Regions from separate parts of the Homo sapiens genome. Here region 1 is linked to region 2. Evidence: read pairs that join two places in POLR2A ChIA-PET (ENCODE). Cell type or tissue: OCI-LY7. All regions are shown on one strand. Links, peaks and the distances in the headings refer to the core of each region. The heading gives the core; the rest is flanking DNA. Region 1 overlaps KLHL6 (kelch like family member 6). Region 2 has its middle 35 kb from the start of KLHL6.

Region 1 (10,323 bases), core at 3,182-7,181, 85 kb after region 2:
ACCTCATCTCTATTAAAAATACAAAATTAGCTGGGTGTGGTGGCACATGTTTGTAATCCCAGCTACTTGGGAGGCTGAGTCAGGAGAACCTCTTGAACCCGGGAGGCGGAGGCTGTGGTGAGCCAAGATCATGCCATTGCACTCCAGCCTGGGCAACAAAAGCAAAACTCTGTCTCAAAAAAAAAAAATATCATAATGTACATAATATGATTTGTGAAGTGCTTTTCTCATTTTATCTGCAAATATTTCAGTTATGTCTAAAAGATAAGGATTCTTCTTAAACATAAACATGAAACTATTATTGCACCTCAAATGAATAATAATTGTTTCATTATCACCAATAGAAACAACTACTGTTATCAGGTCTTATGTGGCCTCCCAGAGTAGTCTAAGTTCCTAGAAATATCTACTTAATTTTCCTCTCCTCTTCCCCTCACGCAAACGCTGGCATGGTGATCGTGGTATTTTGCACTGGGGGCTACCATTTAAGTGAGTTTCCTTTCAGCTCTCATAGATGTCTCTGTGAACAGGGCCAGATAGGGTTCTGGTGTCCAGTTCTGAGGGCTCACGAGGCTTGGTCTTTGTTGCATATTTTTAGTCTTTGAACTGAAAATCTGCCAACGACTAAACAGGTGTTAGCAGCCTTGTTCACAACTGTTTCCACGGTTGCTCATGCAAAGAGCAGAGCTGCCGGCAGTTGAGACCAGCAGACATGGGGTTCTGAGGCAGAATTCAGGCCTTCTGCAACTTTGCATTGTGTAGGGAAAAGAGAGATCAGACTGTTACTGTGTCTATGTAGAAAGGGAAGACATAAGAAACTCCATTTTGACCTGTACCCTGAAAAATTGCTCTGCCCTGAGATGCTGTTAATCTGTAACTGCCCCAACCTCTTTGCCCCAACCTTAAGCTCACAAAAACATGTGTTGTATGGAATCAAGGTTTAAGGGATCTAGGGCTGTGCAGGATGTGCCTTGTTAACAAAATGTTTACAGGCAGTATGCTCGGTAAAAGTCATTGCCATTCTCCAGTCTCAATAAACCAGGGGCACAATGCACTGCAGAAAGCCGCAGGGACCTCTGCCCTGGAAAGCCGGGTATTGTCCAAGGTCTTTCCCCATGTGATAGTCTGAAATATGGCCTCGTGGGATGGGAAAGACCTGACCATCCCCCAGCCCGACACCCGTGAAGGGTCTGTGCTGAGGAGGATTAGTAAAAGAGGAAAGTCCCTTGCAGTTGAGATAGAGGAAGGCCACTGTCTCCTGCCTGCCCCTGGGAACTGAATGTCTCAGTATAAAACCCGATTGTACATTTGTTCAGTTCTGAGATAGGAGAAAAACCGCCCTGTGGCGGGAGGCGAGACATGTTGGCAGCAATGCTGCTTTATTATTCTTTATTCCACTGAGATGTTTGGGTGGAGAGAAGCAAAAATCTGGCCTACGTGCACGTCCAGGCATAGTACCTCCCCTTGAACTTATTTGTGACACAGATTCCTTTGCTCACATGTTTTCTTGCTGACCTTCTCCCCACTATCACCCTGCTCTCCTACTGCATTCCTCTTATTGAGATAGTGAAAATAGTAATCAATAAATACTGAGGGAACTCAGAGACTGGTGCCGGTGAGGGTCCTCCGTATGCTGAGCGCTGGTCCCCTGGGCCCACTGTTCTTTCTCTGTACTTTGCCTCTGTGTCTTATTTCTTTTCTCAGTCTCTCGTCCCACCTGACGAGAAATACCCACAGGTGTAGAGGGGCTGGCCCCCTTCAGCATTGACCCTCGGAGAAATGCTTTATTTATTTATTTATTTATTTATTTTGAGATGGAGTTTTGCTCTTGTTGCCCGGGCTAGAGTGCAATGACACGATATCAGCTAACCGCAACCTCCGCCTCCCAGGTTCAAGCATTCTCCTGCTGCAGCCTCCTGAGTAGCTGGGATTACAGGCATGTGCCACCACGCCTGACTAATTTTGTATTTTTAGTAGAGACGGGGTATCTCCATGTTGGTCAGGCTGGTCTCCAACTCCTGATCTCAGGTGATCTGCATGCCTCGGCCTCCCAAAGTGCTGGGATTACAGGCGTGAGCCACCGCGCCCGGCCTAAAAAATGCTTTTTAAACTGACAATCCTATGTGATCTGACACAGAAAGATAATATTTTGCAATAGAGGTTGATCCAAAAAGTCAGGGATGTGTTCCCTGGAATGCTCTGGAGTAAAGTCCAGAGCCTAGGTCACCTTGGTCCACTCTTAGAACCAGTCCTGCCCCACTATCAACCTTCAGGCTCGATAGCCCCACTCCCCACAGCTCCTGCCAACCCTCCCCAGTCAGGTCTGTCCTGTCCCTACTCTCACCAGGACCTGCCTTCAGAAGGCCTCCCCCACCCCCACCAGGTCTTGCCCCCTCAGCCTCCCCTTTCCTCTCCCCCCATTAATCGATCAACCCATGGGCACCAAGAACTTGACCCTATAAGGAGTCCAGTAGACGGGGAAGGGAGCTAGGAGGTTGAAATTGTTCAAAGCTAAGCTCCAGAGAACAACAAATAAGAATGAACCAATGCATTTGAGACATGTCATCTGTAAAATGGATATTACAAAATATAATGGATATAACAGTGCTTTGTCATCTGTAAAGTGCCCTACAAGCACAAGGGACTTGAATTTTTATGAGGATGGTGATAACTTAAAAGTGGGACCTGAGAGCCAATCAATAATTTTACAAATTGATTTTTTAATGACAAAAGCGGTACGTATTCATTTTAAAGGATATATAAATAAATAAAACATATAAATAAACAAAAACAGAAAAATTCTCATAGTCTTCTTAGAGTGTCATACCTTCTATTATTTATATAGTATATTCCCTGTCCATCCCATGAGACCTGTTTCTGTGGGAGAACTATGGTTCCCTTGATGACAAATTTTGCCATGTGACTTACTCTGGACGGTTTTGTGTAAATGGATATAGCATGCGCCCCCTCTGAGCAGAAGCTTTAAAAGCCTCTGTGTGGTTCTGCCATCTTTTTCCCCTTCTGTCATGGGACCAGCATGTCTCAGGTAAGGGCTTTCCATCTTCCTGGCCCCTGGAATGAAGAGCCCCGTGAAGAACACATAGTGGGTAAGAGGAACATTTATTGTAAGCCCCTGAGACGTGAGGGTTGTTTGCTGCTGCAGCAGAATTTGCCTTAAGATACCTGATAACCCAAAGAGATAACAACCATTAATATTTTGACCTACATCCTTTCATCTTCTTTCTATGACTTTATTCTGTGTATGTTTTCTTTATAAAAATAAGGTCACAATGTACATATGATTTGTGACGTGCTTTTCTCATTTTATCTGCAAATATTTCACTTATAGCTCTAAAAAATAAGGATTCTTCTTCAACATAAACATGAAACCATTATGGCACCTAAAATGAATCATAATTGTTTCATTAGCACCAAATATTAGTCATTGTAAACATTTCTCCAACTTTAAAAAATATATATTGTTTAAATCAGGAATCCAAATAAGATCCATACTTTGCAATTGGTCAATGTGTCTTAAATCTCTGTTTATCTTTAGGTTCTCCCTCTCCTTCTCTCTCTCTTTTATCCCCTTGTAATGTATTTGTTGAAGAAACTGAACAAGTTGTTCAGTAGAGTTTTCCACAATCTGGATTTTGCTGATCATGTTCCCATGACGTCTTTAGCAGGTTCCTCTTTCCCTGTATTTCCTGTAAATTGCTGAGTAAATGTAGAGGCTTAATCAGATCCAATGAACAGATTTTAAAACTCAATACATTATGAACATTTTCTATTTCATTTAATATTTTCTACAACATGTGTTTTAAGTATCTACAGAGCTATCGACTGTATGAATGAATTATATGTATTTAGCTAGTCCCGTAAGTGTCTCATTGTTTTAAGTCGACTGTATGAATGAATTATATGTATTTAGCTCCTCCCGTAAGTATCTCATTGTTTTGTCGACTGTATGAATGAATTATATGTATTTAGCTCGTCCAGTAAGTATCTCATTGTTTTAAGTCTACTGTATGAATGAATTATATGTATTTAGCTCATCCTGTACTGTTGGACATTTAGGTTGTTTCCAATTTTTGGCTAATACACATAACTCACTGATAAACCTCCTTGTGGACTCACCATTTTCTGGCCTCCTTTCCACCCTTTCTATTTCATCAGTTCCTGCGGATGGTGGATGCCTGTGCCAGCTTCCTCACTGAAGCCTTGAACCCAGAAAACTGCGTTGGAATACTGAGGCTGGCTGACACACACTCGCTGGACAGTCTAAAGAAGCAGGTTCAGAGTTACATCATTCAAAACTTTGTGCAGATTCTGAACTCTGAGGAGTTTCTTGACCTGCCCGTGGACACTCTGCACCACATCTTGAAGAGTGATGACCTTTACGTGACCGAGGAGGCTCAGGTGTTTGAGACCGTGATGAGCTGGGTCCGGCACAAGCCATCAGAACGACTCTGCTTACTCCCCTATGTCCTCGAGAACGTGCGCTTACCGCTTCTGGACCCGTGGTACTTTGTGGAGACGGTGGAAGCAGATCCTCTCATCAGGCAGTGCCCAGAGGTCTTCCCGCTGCTCCAGGAAGCCAGGATGTACCACCTTTCTGGCAATGAGGTGAGTAGAAGATAAGAGGTGCTATATTTAACCAGCGAAGTAAGGAGTTAGCTAGGGGCTCACAGAGATGCAAGCAAAGCGGATTCAAAAATCCTTAGGGCATTAAGGAGAAAACACTGCCCTGTTCATTGCTGAGTCGGTCAGTTCCAGAAGCCCTGATTCCTGATCTATGAGGCCGATCCCACGTGTTCAGACAGTTACTGAGCGCGTTAGGTGAGATGTAGAAATCACCCAGCACCATGCCTGGCCCGTGCTTCCTCTTCCCAGTTGTGGAAGGGTGGGAGGTTGGGGGTCACACTGCACGCACAAACAAGAATGTGCCCTGGGCCGGGCCTGGTGGCTCACACCTGTAATCCCAGCAGTTTGGGAGGCCCAGGGCGGGTGGATCACGAGGTCAAGAGATCCAGACCATCCTGGCCAACATGGTGAAACCCTGTCTCTACTTAAAAATACAAAAAAATTAGGTGGGCATGGTGGCATGCACCTGTAGTCTCAGCTACTCGGGAGGCTGAGGCAGGAAGATCACTTGAACCCGGGAGGCAGAGGTTGTAGTGAGCCGAGATCACGCCACTGCACTCCAGCCTGGGCAACAGAGGGAGACTCTGTCTCAAAAAGCAAAGCAAAACAAAACAAACAAAAAACAAAAAAAACAAGAACGTGCCCTGTCTAGTCACTATTCCATGGGGGTGCTGCTCTTCCTTGCCCACTCTGGTGAAATCTTGTGTCTCTTGTATATACTCTGACATCACTTTGATTTAGACTCTCACCATCTGAATTTCTGGAAATTTCTCAAAACTCATCTTCCTCCCCCAAGTCTGGCCTCCCTCCAATTTATTCACCAGCTGAAAGATCTGAAACTCAAGTCTGATCATCTTGCTCCTGGGCTTGCCTTCTTCATTGGCTCCCCATCACTTTCAGAATAAAGCCCATACTTCCTGCCTACGTTCCCAGAGCCTGGTCTTGCATCATTAATCTCCTGCCTGCTTCTCTAGTGTCCTCTCCAACCTCCCACTTCTGCTCTAGTCCTAATGCACAGCTTGTGGTTCCCCAAAGTGGATGTGCTTTTTCTGCCTCCAGGTCAATCTGAATGTTGTTCAAATGCTTTTCTCTTCTTCATCTAGCTGACTTCTACTCCTACTTCAAAACTCAGTCCAAGCATCACTTTCTCCAGAGACTTCTCCTTTTATTTATTTATTTATTTATTTATTTATTTATTTATTTATTTATTTTTGAGAGGAGGTCTTGCTCTGTTGCCCAGGCTGGAGTACAGTGGTGCAATCATAGCTCACTGCAGCCTCGACCTCCCAGGCTTAAGTGATCCTCCCACCTCAGCCATCCAAGTAGCTGGGAGTACAGGCATGTGCTACCACACCCGGCTAATTTTTAAATATTTTGTAGAGACAAGGTCTCACTATGTTGCCCAGGCTGGTCTTGAACTCCTGAGCTTAAGTGATCTTCTCATCTCAGCCTCCCAAAGTGCTAGGGTTACAGGTGTGAGCCACCACACCCAGCCACTCTCCGTGTTCTCATAGCACTTGGTGCATTGCTCCATCACAGCACCAACTGCTGCATGGCAATGATTTGAATTTATTATATGTAAATATCTCTAGACTGGGAGCTTGTTATAGTAGGAAATATGTCTTATTGCACTTTACATCTCTAGATCTTAGAAGAGAGTCCTGAGACTGCTATATAGTGAATGAGTAATTAGTAAATGCTTGTTGAATGATTAAATGGGTACTACGAACGGTGAATAAACATGTCATTTGGATCTACCTGGTTCTCCTTAACAATTCCTGAAGAAGATTTTTCTTCAGAACTTTATAAAGACAAGAACAAATTTAGTGGAGAGGAAGTAATGATATAGGGACAGTTTGTTAACAGTTTGTACACATGAACACCCATACATATATCTCACTATGCAGTGGTTCTGGGATTAGCTACCAGGCTTTCTTCATTAGGCCATTGGTAGAAGCCTTAGCCAAACGTGGCCCAGGAATTGTCTGTCTGAGGTTCTTTTAGAGTTTCTCCCTTTTTCTGTGTGTTCTTTTCTAGTTTTTTTGTTGTCCTTAGATCCACTGTTCATTCATTCACTCTGCAAACATACCCTTAAATGTTTAGTAGAATTTACCAGAGCCTGGTGTTTTCTTTGTGGAAAGTTTTTAAACTATAATGTATATCTCTTTAATAGATATAGGACTATTTAGGATCTCTGTTTCTTCTAGAATGAATTTTGATAGTTTGTGTCTCAAAGAATTTTTTCATTTAATATAAGTTGCTGAATTTATTGGCATAAAGTTGTTCACAGCATTCCTTTATTATCTTGTTAATACCTGCAGAATCTATAGTGTTGTCACATCTCTCATTCCAGATATTGGTAATTTGTGTCTGCCCTTTTTTTTTTTCCTGATCAATCTGGTTAGAGGCTTATCAATTTTATTGATTTTTCTCAAATAACTAATGTCTAGTTTCATTTGATTTTCTCTATTGTTTTTCTGTTTTCTATTTCACCTATTTCCACTCTGATCATTATTTTCTTTCTTTCTGCTTAGTTTGGGTTTAATTTGCACTTATTTCTGTAGTTTCTTAAGGTGGAAGTGGAGGCCACTGATTTGAGACTTTCTTTCTAATATTGGCTTTCATGCTATAAATTTCCCCCTAAAAACTACTTAAACAGCATCCCATGTATTTAAGCACGCTATGCCTTCATTTTTTGCAAATAAATCCTGAACACCAATTCCTTGCCAGATATGGCACCAGGTACTGCAAAAACAGTCTGTGTCTTACCCAGGTACTGCTAAACAGTCTGTGTGTCAGAGAAGATGGGACATTTAACAAATGAAGGGTGATGAGTGGATTGATGGGGGGAGCCTAGGAAACCACATAGGTCCTATTCTATGCTGGATGTCTAGCAGACAGCCTGCATATAATTGCAGACAGGTTTCAGTCTCCGTAACTGCCCTCAGTTCAGCATTTATTCAGTGTCTCCCATGGAATACTACACAGCCATAGAAAAGAATGCAATCATGTTTTTTGCAGCAACATGGATGGAGCTGGAGGCCATTATCCTAAGTGAACTGACACAGGAACAGAAAACCAAATAATGCATGTTTTCACTTATAAGTGAGAGCTAAACATTGAGTACACATGAACACAAAGAAGGGAACAAAAGATACCAGGGCCTACTTGAGGGTAGAGGATGAGAAGAAGGTGAGGACTGAAAAACTACCTATCAGGTACTATGCTTATGTATGATTTCATCATACGGATGATGAAATAATCTGTACACCAAACCCCCACAACACACAATTTACCTATATAACAAATCTGCACATGCTGAACCTAAAAGTTAAAATAAATAGCACTTTAAAACAATTTAAACATATACTGTGCCTTGATCAACTATACTTCCAATATTTTTGCTATTTTTGTTTCTGCTTCCTATTTTCTAAGTCCTTGAAATGCAGATGATAAAGATTTTCTCTGATATAAAAGGTCCCTACCCTGTCTTCTGCAAAATTGCTGCAATGAAATATTTTTATTGCCTTTTGTATTTCCGAGGTGCTGGGGGCAGAGTCAGACATTATAAGCTTTAGATTTAGGAGGAGAGAGAATTCTGACATCTGGAAAATTCTTCAGTGGTGAGAACCTGGGCTTGGAGTCAGGCAGAGATCTGGGTGTTAATCTTGACTCCACAATTTATTTACAGTGTAATCTCAGGCAGTTACTTAGCTATGCTAAGGCTCAGTTCTGATCTGTAACATGGGGGTAATAATACCTACCAACTGATAGAACTGTCTTGAGAGTTAAGTAATGAATGGAACGCTTAGCACAGTGTCTGGTACAAGCTAAGTGCCCCACAAATGGAAGCTGTTGCCATTGCCACTTGGTTCGTTTATTGTTGCTCCATCTCTCACAATCAATCATTTTCCTTCTCTGGGGTTAAAACCAGTCTTTTCACTGTGTCTCAGGTTTTTGTGGCCTTATTTTCCCAAATCCTTCTCAAGGCACTTTCTCATCTTCATTTTATAGTTTGGACAACTGAACCAACCAACCAGCCACCATGACCTCCTAATTGGGGTCTCATTGCCAGTTGATTCCCTGAGTCAGTCTGCTCCCTGCTGGAATGGTCTTGGGTTGACTCCTGATGACAGTAGTGTGAGCCTGGAGGCTACTCTGTGAACACATTTCTCCCCGTACCCTTCATTTACCAAACTTTAACCCTCTTGTCCTATCATCATCTTTCCCATTTTTGTTTTATTTTGTTTTGTTTTTTCTTCAGACAGACTTTTGTTCTTGTTGCCCAGGCTGGAGTGCAATGGTGCGATCTCGGCTCACTGCAACCTCTGCCTCCCAGGTTCAAGAGATTCTCCTGCCTCAGCCTCCTGAGTAGATGGGATTACAGGCATGTGCCACCACCCCTGGCTAAGTTTGTATTTTTAATAGAGACGGGGTTCCTCCATGTTGGTCAGGCTGGTCTCAAACTCCCAACCTCAGGTGATCTGCCTGCCTCGACCTCCCAAAGTGCTGGGATTACAGGTGTGAGCCACCGTGCCCAGCCCATCTTTCTCTTCTAACCTTGCCCATCCTCTAAACTGGTGTTAACAACAGGAAATTTTAGAACACACCAAAAGCAAATGTCAGTCTCCATTTGATTTGGGAATGGTAGCTGGAACCTTCATTGAAAGAGAACTTTGGGGACAGAGGAAATTTGCCTCTTCATTTAACTGCCTCTTAAGTTTTCAGACATGAACCTGATCTATACCAAACATTACTCTGACATGTGTGATGTGGGGAAAGGGGAGCAGAGGCTCCAGCCCAAGGACAGCTTTGCTGAAACAATATGCTCACTCTGTCCCCTAGTATAAGATCTGTGGACAGTGAGCAGTCATTAAGGTGCAATTATCTGCTCTGTTTTTAACAATCTGAAAATAAACTGGTTATGCCTGATTGTTGCATGCAATTCATTGGCAAACACTTCCATATGTCTGCAACAAAGTGGCACGTCTCAGACTTCAGATTGACATTTGTCATGGCTTTGGGGTTAGTATTTTGCCAAATGTAGCTGAACTTACAATGTGGTAATGATGCCACCACTCGGCAGCTCCGTGGTGCTGAATTATAAGACAGGTCTCATTACCCTAGCCAAGCCCATCAGCTAGATGATTGTGTTAGTTCTCAATTGCTGCATAACAAATTACCCCCAAACTGAAAACTTTAAAATAACAAACACTTACTATCTAACAGGCTCTGAGTGTCAGAATGTAGGAGTGGTTTAGCTGGGTGCTTCTGGCTCAGGGTCTCTTATGAAGTTGCAGTAAAGCTCTTGGCTGGGGCTGCAGTAATCTCAAAGTTCATTATGAGATTCAAGCTCACACTTACTGTACTGTTGGCAGGCATCAGATCCTTGCTGGCTGCTGGTTGGGAGCCTCAGTTTCTTGCCATATGGGCATCTCTATATCAGCTGACCTCCCCCAGAGCAAATGACCTAAGAAAGACTGAGAGAGCAATCAGGATGCAAGCTGGTAGTGCCTTTTATAGCCTAATTTCAGAAGTGATGTATCATCACTTCTGCTGTAATCTGTTGGTCATAGAGACCAATTCTAGAACAGCATGGAGGGAACTACACAGATGTGAATACCAGGAAGCAGGGATCACTGGGGCCATCGTGGATGCTCACTACCACAATGATTTAGA
Region 2 (10,323 bases), core at 2,249-6,248:
GGGCTAGAGAGAGTCTCCTGCAGCACCAGAAACGGGTATTGGAAGGCCACCAGAAACCAAGCTGTCTCTCCCTCCTTCACCTCTCTTTGTGAGGCTCCCTGGTCTTTTATTTTTGTTCTTTCTGAGTTTGAGCATCATTTTTTTCCCTGTGCTTTTTTGTGTCCTCAGCCTCCCATACATCCTCTTAGGTACCTATAAAGCCTAACTTGAATGGCTATGTCAAATTTCAAATTTCCAGGAGAGACAATCTGATTGGCCCAGCTTGGTCAGGTGTCTATCCTTGGATCAATTAAATGCAGCCAAGAAAGTCAAAAATAACATGTCTGTGGAAATGACCTCTATAGGAAAGGGCAGTTCTAGGGCGAACCCCCAAAGCAGTCTCCTACAACCATGTATTGTTGATGTTCATTGTCAGGACTCCCATGAATAGACGGATCATCACAAAATTCACTAGTTAATTAATAGTTGTTTAACTCTAAGAAATAATTTGAGGCAGCTACATTATTTTTTTAAGAGCAGGAGTAGGAGTTTAAGAAAATACTTTAGAATAGGAAAGAAAGATGCACTTGGAAGAGACCCAGGTGGCCACATGAAGGTCAGGTGCGGTGTTTAACCTTGATCCTAGGACTTTGCACGTTGGCTCCTTTCCCATGATTCTTCCCTTCGGGTGGGCTGCCCACATGCACAGTGCCCTCCTTACCCTTGGGAGGTGAGCAAGCACAGTGTGTTTAGGAAATTGTATGCATGCCCATCTGAGGCTTCCTTCCCTTTTCCTGTGGAGTGCCCCAGAAAGTCATACTCTGCCATTTTGTCTCTTAATGCACATGCCCGGGAAGTTGCTTCTCCCTGGCATCTGCATTCAATTAACACGTTAGTGCAACAGGTGTGGACCATCAGAAAATGGCCTCTTCCTGGTGCCAGCTGCCAATTTATCGCTTTTACAGAGACAATGTGATCCTTGCTGAACCACCACCTGACATTCCTCGTGGGTGGGGGAGAGCCCTCTCCTGCCCCACTCACGCCTGTCTAACTACCACTAACACCTCCCTGCCTCAAGAGCCCAAGACTCCAAATCTTTCAGGGAAAATGGATAAAGGTCAGTTTTCTGTAATTGCTTCCCACTGACAATGGGGCAATGGTGGTTCTGTGGGTCTTGACCTCTTGCTAGCTGTCAGTGCAGAAGGGTGACTCTGTGAGTTAGTGAAACTAGTATCTAGCCATGTCCAAGGGAAACGGACAGGGTTTCACCTCCTTCCTGTCCCACTGATGGGCAGTCTAGGGGTCCCCTGTAGAATGGTGCCTCTGGAATATTGAGAGGATGGTATCCCTTACTGAAAATCATCTGGAGCTTGATGGCCTGAAGGTGAGAGGAGAGACAAATTGGGTAGTTAGAATTAGAAGAATGTTAAATCAAGATAAGAGGGTGAGGACAGCTTCAAAAATTCTGAAGCTGCTGACATGCCCAGGTAACTGGTGGCTATGGTGGCTACAGTCATGCTTGCTAAGACGCGGGTGCATAGGGCTGAGGCAGCTAAATCTTAAAGTGTGAAGTAGGTTCAGGTGCAGTCTTTAATATACTATGCCTGGAAAATAAAATGAGTATGAAAATGCTTTAATATCACTTCTTGGCCTTTGGCTCAGATCAAATGCAAAATGCTTGAATAGCTTGTAAACTCAACTAATGGAGAGCCTGAGGCTGGAGAATTGCTTGAGGCCAGGAATTCAAGACCAGCCTGGGCAACACAGGGAGACCCTGTCCTAGCTACTCAGGAGGCTGAGGTGGGAGGATCACTTGAGCACAGGATTTCAAGGCTGTAGTGAGCTATGAGTGGCACAGCCTGGGTAACAGTGAAATCTTGTCTCTAAAAATAAATAAATAAATGAAAATAAAAATACGTTTTAACATAAAATTATTAACATTTTCACACATGATTCAGTAGTTTGAATTACTGCCTTAAGTGAAGTGAAAAAAAAAATCTCATTTCTAATGTTTCCAGGTAAGTGCAGAGATTTTTTTTTTTTTTTAAATGGAGTCTTGCTCTGTCGCCCAGGCTGGAGTGCCGTAGTGCAATCTTGGCTCACTGTGAGCTCCGCCTCCTGGGTTCACGCCATTCTCCCGCCTCAGCCTCCCGAGTAGCTGGGACTACAGGCGCCCGCCACCATGCCCGGCTAATTTTTTGTATTTTTAGCAGAGACAGGGTTTCACTGTGTTTGCCAGGATGGTCTCAATTTCCTGACTTCGTGATTCACCCGCCTCGGCCTCCCAAAGTGCTGGGGTTACAGGCGTGAGCCAGTGCAGAGGTTTTTTTAAGTGACCATGTTGTTCATTTCTTTTTACTTACGCAGTCTGAATTTTAGCCAAAACTACATTAGTAGAAAATGTTGTTATCGAACCAAACTGGGGTCTGCTTGCTTGACATAGTAAGGCCAAAACATCCACACTGAGGTATGCAGTGGGAGAAAAGGAGTTTATTTGCAGGGTGCCGGGCAAGGAGAAGTGAGTAGCTCATGCTCCAGACCCAACCCCCCAGATGGCTTATAGGTAAAGGTTAAAGGCAGGGAGACAGAGGTTACAGGCACATTCATATATCAATACATGGAGGCTATACATTGTCTAGGCCTGAAAGAGAAGGATATCTTACAGGTCACAGGTCAATTCAAAGATTTCCTGATTTGTGATTGGTTAATGTAATAGTCTGTTCTTGCACTGCTATAAAGAAATACCTGATATTGGGTAATTTATAAGAAAAGAGGTTTCATTGGCTCATGGTTCCATGGGCTGTACAGGAGGCATGGTTAGGAAGGCCTCAGGAAACTTACAATCATGGTGGAAGTTCAAAGGGAAACAGGTACATTTTTTTTTTTTTTTTTTTTTTTTTTTAGACGGAATTTCACTCTTGTCACCCAGGCTGGAGTGCAATGGTGTGATCTCAGCTCATCACAACCTCCGCCTCCCAGGTTCAAGTGATTCTCCTGCCTCAGCCTCCCAAGTAGCTGGGATTACAGGCATACGCCACCATGCCCAGCTAATTTGTGTATTTTCAGTAGAAATGGGGTTTCTCCATGTTGGTCAGGCTGGTCTCGAACTCCCGACCTCGGGTGATCTGACCGCCTCGGCCTCCCAAAGTGCTGGGATTACAAACATGAGCCACTGCGCCCAGCATCAAGCAGGCACATCTTACATGGCCAGAGCAGGAGCCAGAGAGGGGGCGGGGAGGAGCTACACACTTCTAAATGAGATCTCATGACAACCCACTCACTCACTGTGACAAGAACAGCACCAAGGGGATGTTGCTAACCCATTCATGAGAACTCCACCCCATGATCTAATCATCTCCTACCAGGCCCCACCTCCAACACCAGGGATTACAATTCCACATGCGATTTGGTGGAGATGCAGATCCAAACCATATACATTAAGGAGGTGCTAAAAACTTGGCATCAGCAGAAAAGACCATTAGCACTGGCTTGTGGGTGTGACCTCTGCCAGGACCCTGAGGAAGAAATTTAGAACAAAGAAGGGGTGTTGGAGTTCAGTCCTCGTTTCCCCCTTGTCTGAGGTTCACATGCCAGTGGATCCCTTTGGTGGGGGTCCAGGTTTCTGGAAAAATTCAGGGACATATGTTAAGATGTTTCTGTCGGAAGCCAAACATTCTTGCGACTCTAACTTCCTTGGTTATTGTTTTAAGCTACCGTTACCTTCTTGCTTATCAATTTGCTCATTTACTTTTCAGGGTTAGCTAGGTGCCTGGAATTTCCCTTGAAGAAACTCAAGGTTTTTCTTCATGTCCATGCTTGAGGGGCCCACAGTCCTCTGCAAGGGGTCCCGCTCCATTTCAATGTCATGAAACAAGACTTGGTACATCCATTTGAATTTAACCAACAGGGGGAGCCAGTTTTAGATGTTTAAAATATTTTGGTCAATGTAATGTTTTAGTTAACGAATTGTTGAAATTTTGTAAGGAAATGAAACTCAGTTGACTGGCTTTTACCGGGTGTTTCTATTTGAGTGTAGATAATTGTACCTCATGGCATGGGTGCTAAACATTTTAGGTTAAATATCTTCTTGTACTGGTAAATGAGGAGGGGAAGTGAAATATGGAACAAATCGTTACTCTGGACAGGAAGCAATAGAAAGGCAAATCAACGTTGTTCTCGATTTGGTCCTTTGCATTGTTGTCATATTTCTACTGGAAATGCTTCACAGCAATGCCCTTTTAGATCATTATTTAGATGTTCAGTAAATATGTGGCCTGATATAGCTCATACCCCAGCTGAGACTGAATGTTTCTGTTCCCCTGGGGAGAGACCTTGTACCTTGAGTTAATTTGCATATGAATTCAAGTGACTAGGAAAGTGAGAGAGCAGCTGACTGGGAAGCCAAGCTCCCCACCTTTGGGGGAGAGGGGTTAATACTGCAACAGGCATAGGTGTATATATTTTTTTGTGCAATTATAATTGGGAAGTCGAATGTTAAGGGGAGGGTTAAGTAACAACAAACTTCATTAGGTTGAGCTGGTCTACACCCCCTGATGAGGTGGGGCTTAGGGGTAGGTCCAGCTTGGAAGACAAACCAAGTAACTGCAAGCTAGATTCTTGGATAATCTGTATTTCTTTGTTAGGGGAAGTAACAGTTTATAAGATTGGGCTTTTCTTGGGAAGAACCTCGAGAGAATAAAAAGCTGGGCTCCCGTCAGCCCCTCTGGAGCAGAGGTTATCCTGGAGATGTAGATCAGCCCTGGAGGGATCAGCCTCTTCTCCGGACAAAGAAAGAGCTCAAAGATGGCTGGAGGGATTCCATCAACAGTTCACTGGGGAGGGAGCCATGCAACCAGTTATAGTCACAATAGTGTGAAAACTGGCAGCTCTTCCATGTAGGGGCATCAGCAAGATCAGTGCAGAACACTCCAGGAAAGGATGGCCGGGGGTGCGGTGGTTCATGCCTATAATCCCAGCACTTTGAGAGGCTGAGGTGGGTGGATCACTTGAGGCCAGGAGTTCAACTGGCCAACATCGTGAAACCTGTCTCTGCTAAAAATACAAAAATTAGTCAGGCATGCTGGTTGGCCCCTGTAATCCCAGCTACTCGGGAGGCTGAGGCAGAATTGCTTGAACCTGGAAGGCGGAAGTTGTAGTAAGCCAAGATCTTGCTATTGCACTCCAGCCTGGGTGATGAGTGAGACTCCATCTCAAACAAACAAACAAACAAACAAACAAAACCACACAAAAACAAAAATTAAAAAAACACAAAAAAGAAGACTCCAGGAAAGGCTTTGCACTTTCAGTGAGTGGCAAGAGGATGCTTGTTCCTGTGGCTGTGCCATCTCCTATTTCTATGGAATCCTTCCCACCTCCTTAAAAACTGGCTACTATATCTCTCATGTTTAGAAAAGCCTTCACTAGATCCCTCGTATCCCTCCAGCTGACAGACCATGTCTCTGTCCCTCTTTCCAGAAAACCAACTCAGAAGAGTTACTCTGCCTGCAATTCTTTACCTCCCTTCGGCCTACTCTTTTTCTGTGGGATGCTTTTGGTATTAAATAATAGAGAACTCTGAATCAACTGTGTAGAGTAAGATGGGGAATTCATTGGCTCAAGTGACAAGAACTCCACAGGTGGAGCAGGCTCCAGACAGGGGCTCTGGCAATTCCCTTGACTCCGCCCTCCTCTAGGGGGTTGGCTTTATCCTCAGGCTTGTGCCAAGGTGGTTTCCACAGAACTAGGGGTCACAGGCAGAAATGACAATAGCTAATGGGAGAAGGGCAGAGATCTTCTTGTGTCTCTTTTTAAGACAAAATGATACCTCCGGCCAGGCGCGGTGGCTCACTCCTGTAATCGCAGCACTTTGGGAGGCTGAGGTGGGTGGATCACCTGAGGTCAGGAGTTCAAGACCAGCCTGGCCAACACAGAGAAACCCTGTCTCCACTAAAAATACAAAAATTAGCTGGGCATCGTGGTGCATGCCTATAATCCCAGCTACTCAGGAGGCTGAGGCAGGAGAATCGCTTGAACCCAGGAGGCGGAGGCTATGGTAAGCCAAGATCACGCCATTGCACTTTAGCCTGGGCAACGGAGTGAGACTGTCTCAAAAAAAAAAAAAAAAAAAAAGAGGCCTCCACAGAAATCCTTCAACAGACATCCCCTCACATCTTGTTGGCCAGAATAATGGTATCACATAGCCATTGGCAAAGAAAAGTAGATCATGGTGTCTTGGTTTAAACCAGTCAGGATTTACACTGGAGCTGGCAGTAGGGGTTCTTTTTGCAAGGAAAAAGGGGTGAATAGAGTCTGGGAAGTAACTAACATTTACATCTACCTTTTATTCCCAACACTACATTGAAATGGAATTGCACAAGGCTTCAAATCCAGTGAGCATTTCTTTGTCTTCAATGTGTTCCTCCTTTTAGAAACATTTGACATAATTGAGCACCCATTAGCTTCTACTACATCTCCTGGCTTGACTTTCTCTTCTGCTTGTTTGTCAGTTTACTGCATTGGGTACACAGGATTTTAAAACATCCTATTTTGTCCTAAATTTTTGTCTTCCCAATGCAATTAGAGCAAATGATTCTCACCAAGTGAGGAGTGAGACGATTGGCCAGGACTTATAGCATGGCCAAGAATGAATTTTATGTCCCTTGGTTGATTAAACACCTCCAGCTTATAAAAGAGATTAATGAGACCAAGGTGCGTAAGAAATTGGAGAGAAAATTTGTTTAGAGAGATGTGCCCTATGAGTTTTTCCCCATCGTACAGAAGCAGTGGGGGATGCTTGCCCCTCCTGACCAGTGTAGGGAAAGGGGCTTTACTGGGGAGCACTTAGAAGGTGGATCACAGTGGACTAGAGTCTGCCCTTGGCCGGCTAGCTGTTCTAATGGCAGGGAGAAGAGATGGTGCTATGTTGGGGCAAATGATGCTTATGAGTGCTTCCCACGGGCCTGAGGTAGCACTCACAGAGAAAGCAAGCAAGCTTGAGGTTTTCTTAGATCCTGCCCAGGAGGGCTGCTTGGAGAAAAAAACCCAACCACAAACAAGTGTTGGAGATGTACTATTAGATTCCAAGGCAGTGAAAGAGGAATTGTAAGTGACCAGCCCTAGGAGATGCATTTACTTACAGCATGGGAACTGCCATTGTAAGATTTCCAAAGATGAGTCTGAAGAAACCATAATATTGTCCCAAAAGAGAAAGAATAAGCTCTAGATGCCTGGAAAGCCCAGACAGCTCTTATTAGTTTACGACAAGACTAGCCACGTAGGATCTTTCCTGCCCTGTCCCTTTCTACCTCCCCACTCTGCTTCCATTCTAGAGGAACCAGAGGCAGCCAAATGAGCTGGGAAAGAGGACGTCACATTTCAGGTGAAATAGAGGACAGCTGACTCCCACTGGAGGCAGCCAGGCTGGAGCAGAGAGCCTCAACTCTTCATGAATTTGGAATACTTTCTTATTACCATTCATAACGCTTATTGAAATGAGACTCTCTCTTTCTCTCTCTATGTGTGTGTGACCAGCAGTGACCAGATGGCTTTATATTATTTAAGAATGTCCACAAAAGTCACACAATCCCCTTCAGTTTTGTTCAAGGGAGCAGGGAACAACTAGTTCCATGGAGGGGATGGCTTGAACAGGTAGTGGAGGAAAAGAATAAAGTGGTTTTCTGATTACACTGCGTGCTTCCCTCTTGCTCAATGTATCATTAAAACTGGCTATTTCTGCTATCCAACCTTTAAATGAACTTATGCCCCAAGTCCTGTCCTGGGTCTTCTCTCTTTTTCCGTTTCATGGCTTTAACTTCTCCTAAGGGGGTGACTTCCAAATGTGTACCTTTAGCCCAAATATTTCATCTGGGCCCCAGAATCATGAATCCAATTGCCACCGGCAACTTTACATGGACCTCTAATAGGCATCTTAATATGCCCAAATTTCCCTGCCCCATCTTCACCATCTGTTTTTTTTTCCAATTTTTTCCATATAGTTTGTTAAATTATATAATAAAGAGCATAATCTTCCAAACAGTTGCTTAAACCCCACATTGAGGAATCGTTTTAGATTTCTTCCTCGTCCTCCCCGCCTGCATTCAGCTCATGACAAAGTCTTGCCAATTCTACCTGAAGAATATATCCCAAATGCATCCTCTTCCTGCCATCTCTGCTGTCACCCCCAGTCCAAGGCGCCATAATCTTTTGCCTGGACTACAGTCAAACCCTCCTATCTGGCCTCCCTTCTTCCACTTCCCTGTTTAGTCTGTTTTCTACATCACGAGGATGGATTTCTTTTTTTTTTTTTTTTTTTTTTGAGATGGAGTCTCCCTCTGTCCCCCAGGCTGGAGTGCAGTGGCGCTATCTTGACTCACTGCAACCTCTGCCTTCTGGGATCAAGTGATTCTCATGCCTCAGCCTCCCTGAGTAGTTGGGACTATAGGCGTGTACCACCATGCCCAGCTAAGTTTTTTTGTACTTTTAGTAGAGACGAGGTTTCACCATGTTGGCCAGGCTGGTCTCAAACTCTGGACCTTAGGTGATCCACCAATCTCAGCCTCCCAAAGTGCTGGGATTACAGGCGTGAGCCACCGCGCCCGGCCACAAGAGTGGATTTTTAAACATTTAAATCTAATCATGCATGTCACTGCCCTACTTAAATCTTCTATTATTTTCCTTCTTCATGTAGAATAAACTTCAAACTACTAACCATGGCCTAGAAAAGCCTCCATGACCTAGTCCCTGTCTTCCTCTTTCGTTACAACTGACTACTCTCTCTTGCTCACTAAGCTGCAGCTGCTTTTGCTTGACTGTCCCAGTTTCCTGCCTACTTCCTGTTCTCCCTGCCTAGAATGTTCTTCTACTGACTCTTGTAAGACTGGGTCTTTGTCAACCTTCAGATCTCTGCTCAAATATCAACTTCTTGGGGAGGCTTTTTCTCAGCAAGCTTTCTTTCCTTTCCTTTCCTTTTCTTTTCTTTTCTTTTTTCCTTAGAGACAGGGCCCCACTGTGTCACCCAGGCTGGAGTTCAGTAGCACGATCATACCTCATTGCATCCTTGAAGTCCCGGCCTCAAGCGATCCTCCCACCTCAGCCTCCCAAGTAGCTGGGGCTACAGGTGTACACCACCAGGCCTGGCTAATTTTTCTTATGTTTTTGTAGAGATGGGGCCTTGCTATGGTGTCCAAGCTGGTATTGAACTCCTGGCCTCAAGTGATCCCCCTGTCTCGGCTTCCCAAAATGCTGAGATTACATGCATAAGCCACCTTGCCTGGCCCTGAGCACTCTTTCTAAAGCAGGTTCTCCTGCACCCTGTGTTACTCTCTATCTAATCACTATATTTCTTTTGTCCATAGCACTAGTCAAACATTTAAATTATCTCACTACTTGTTTAATTATTGTCTATCTCTTTTATCACAATATAAATTTCATTGAGATAGAGACCTTTCTGTCTTATTCACACAAGTATTCTTGGCACCTAGAATAGTATCTGGCAGATAGTAGGTGCTCAGTAAATACTCAGTGAATAAATGAATGAAAGGGGCAACATTCACCCATGTGTAAGTATCCTCTGGAGGAACTATGTAGACTGAGTTAGATGAGCCCAGAGTGAAACCATAAGACCTTTAAAGCTCGTTCCGAGGAGAGGATGTTGCTTGAAGGTGTGGTTTCCTCCAACTGAGTGAGCCGCCGCCCTACACCACTGTGTTACCTGGGAAGAGAAGGATAGGAGAATGTTCAGGGCCAGGGGACACTAGATGTTAACAGAAATTCATTTCGTTTTCTTTTGAGTTAGAAGATGAAAGATAAGAAAACTTCTCAAGGCTTGGGCAGCCCCTCTCCAAGAAAATCCTGCTAGAATGGCAAGAAGGGCAATACTTTAAGCATTCCACCCTTTGATGGCCATACAGAGTGACAATCCCTTCCATGCAGAGGGCACAGGTGGACACCTCCCTCCTTGCAATCAGAGCATGTACCTACACTGGAGCCCTCAAGACCTCCTAAGGCTGAAAAATGTCTCGTGCACACCCAACTAATAGAAGATCCACGGTGTCTTGGGTGAGGTTCTGTGAGCCATAGAAACAATGAGAAATTTGGGGATATCATTGTGTATTTATTAATTTTTTATTTTTATTTATTTATTTGAGATGGAGTCTCGCTCTGTTGCCCAGGCTGGAGTGCAGTGGCACGATCTCAGCTCACTGCAAGCTCCGCCCCCCCAGGTTCACATCATTCTCCTGCCTCAGCCTCCTGAGTAGCTGGGACTACAGGTGCCCGCCACCATGCCCAGCTAATTTTTTTGTATTTTTCGTAGAGACAGTGTTTCTCCATGTTAGCCAGGATGGT

What was found. ChIA-PET counts read pairs that join two places held together with the same protein. Peaks named below come from ENCODE experiments on the same cell type or tissue, not always from the same donor. Only the 100,000 strongest peaks of a DNase experiment are listed, where the experiment ranks them.
Region 1: POLR2A ChIA-PET joins it to region 2 with 11 read pairs; 8 of 35 experiments call an interaction of 5 or more read pairs at or near these places.

What each region holds. Positions count from the first base shown.
Region 1 is chr3:183,502,362-183,512,684 of GRCh38, reverse strand. It overlaps KLHL6 (kelch like family member 6), which reads left to right. Exons shown (of 7, transcript NM_130446.4): 3 at 4,177-4,626. Among named protein-coding and RNA genes, the nearest start is that of KLHL6-AS1, 41 kb to the left of the region's middle. RefSeq lists an enhancer at 3,658-4,857. In OCI-LY7, for the core only: no CTCF peak of the experiment used is centred there; a DNase peak (open chromatin) is centred at 5,574; H3K27ac peaks cover 2,176 bases.
Region 2 is chr3:183,585,985-183,596,307 of GRCh38, reverse strand. No RefSeq gene overlaps it. Among named protein-coding and RNA genes, the nearest start is that of KLHL6, 35 kb to the right of the region's middle. In OCI-LY7, for the core only: CTCF peaks have their summits at 3,652 and 3,871 (motif pointing right); DNase peaks (open chromatin) are centred at 3,277, 3,927, 4,117 and 5,079; H3K4me3 peaks cover 3,100 bases; H3K27ac peaks cover 4,000 bases.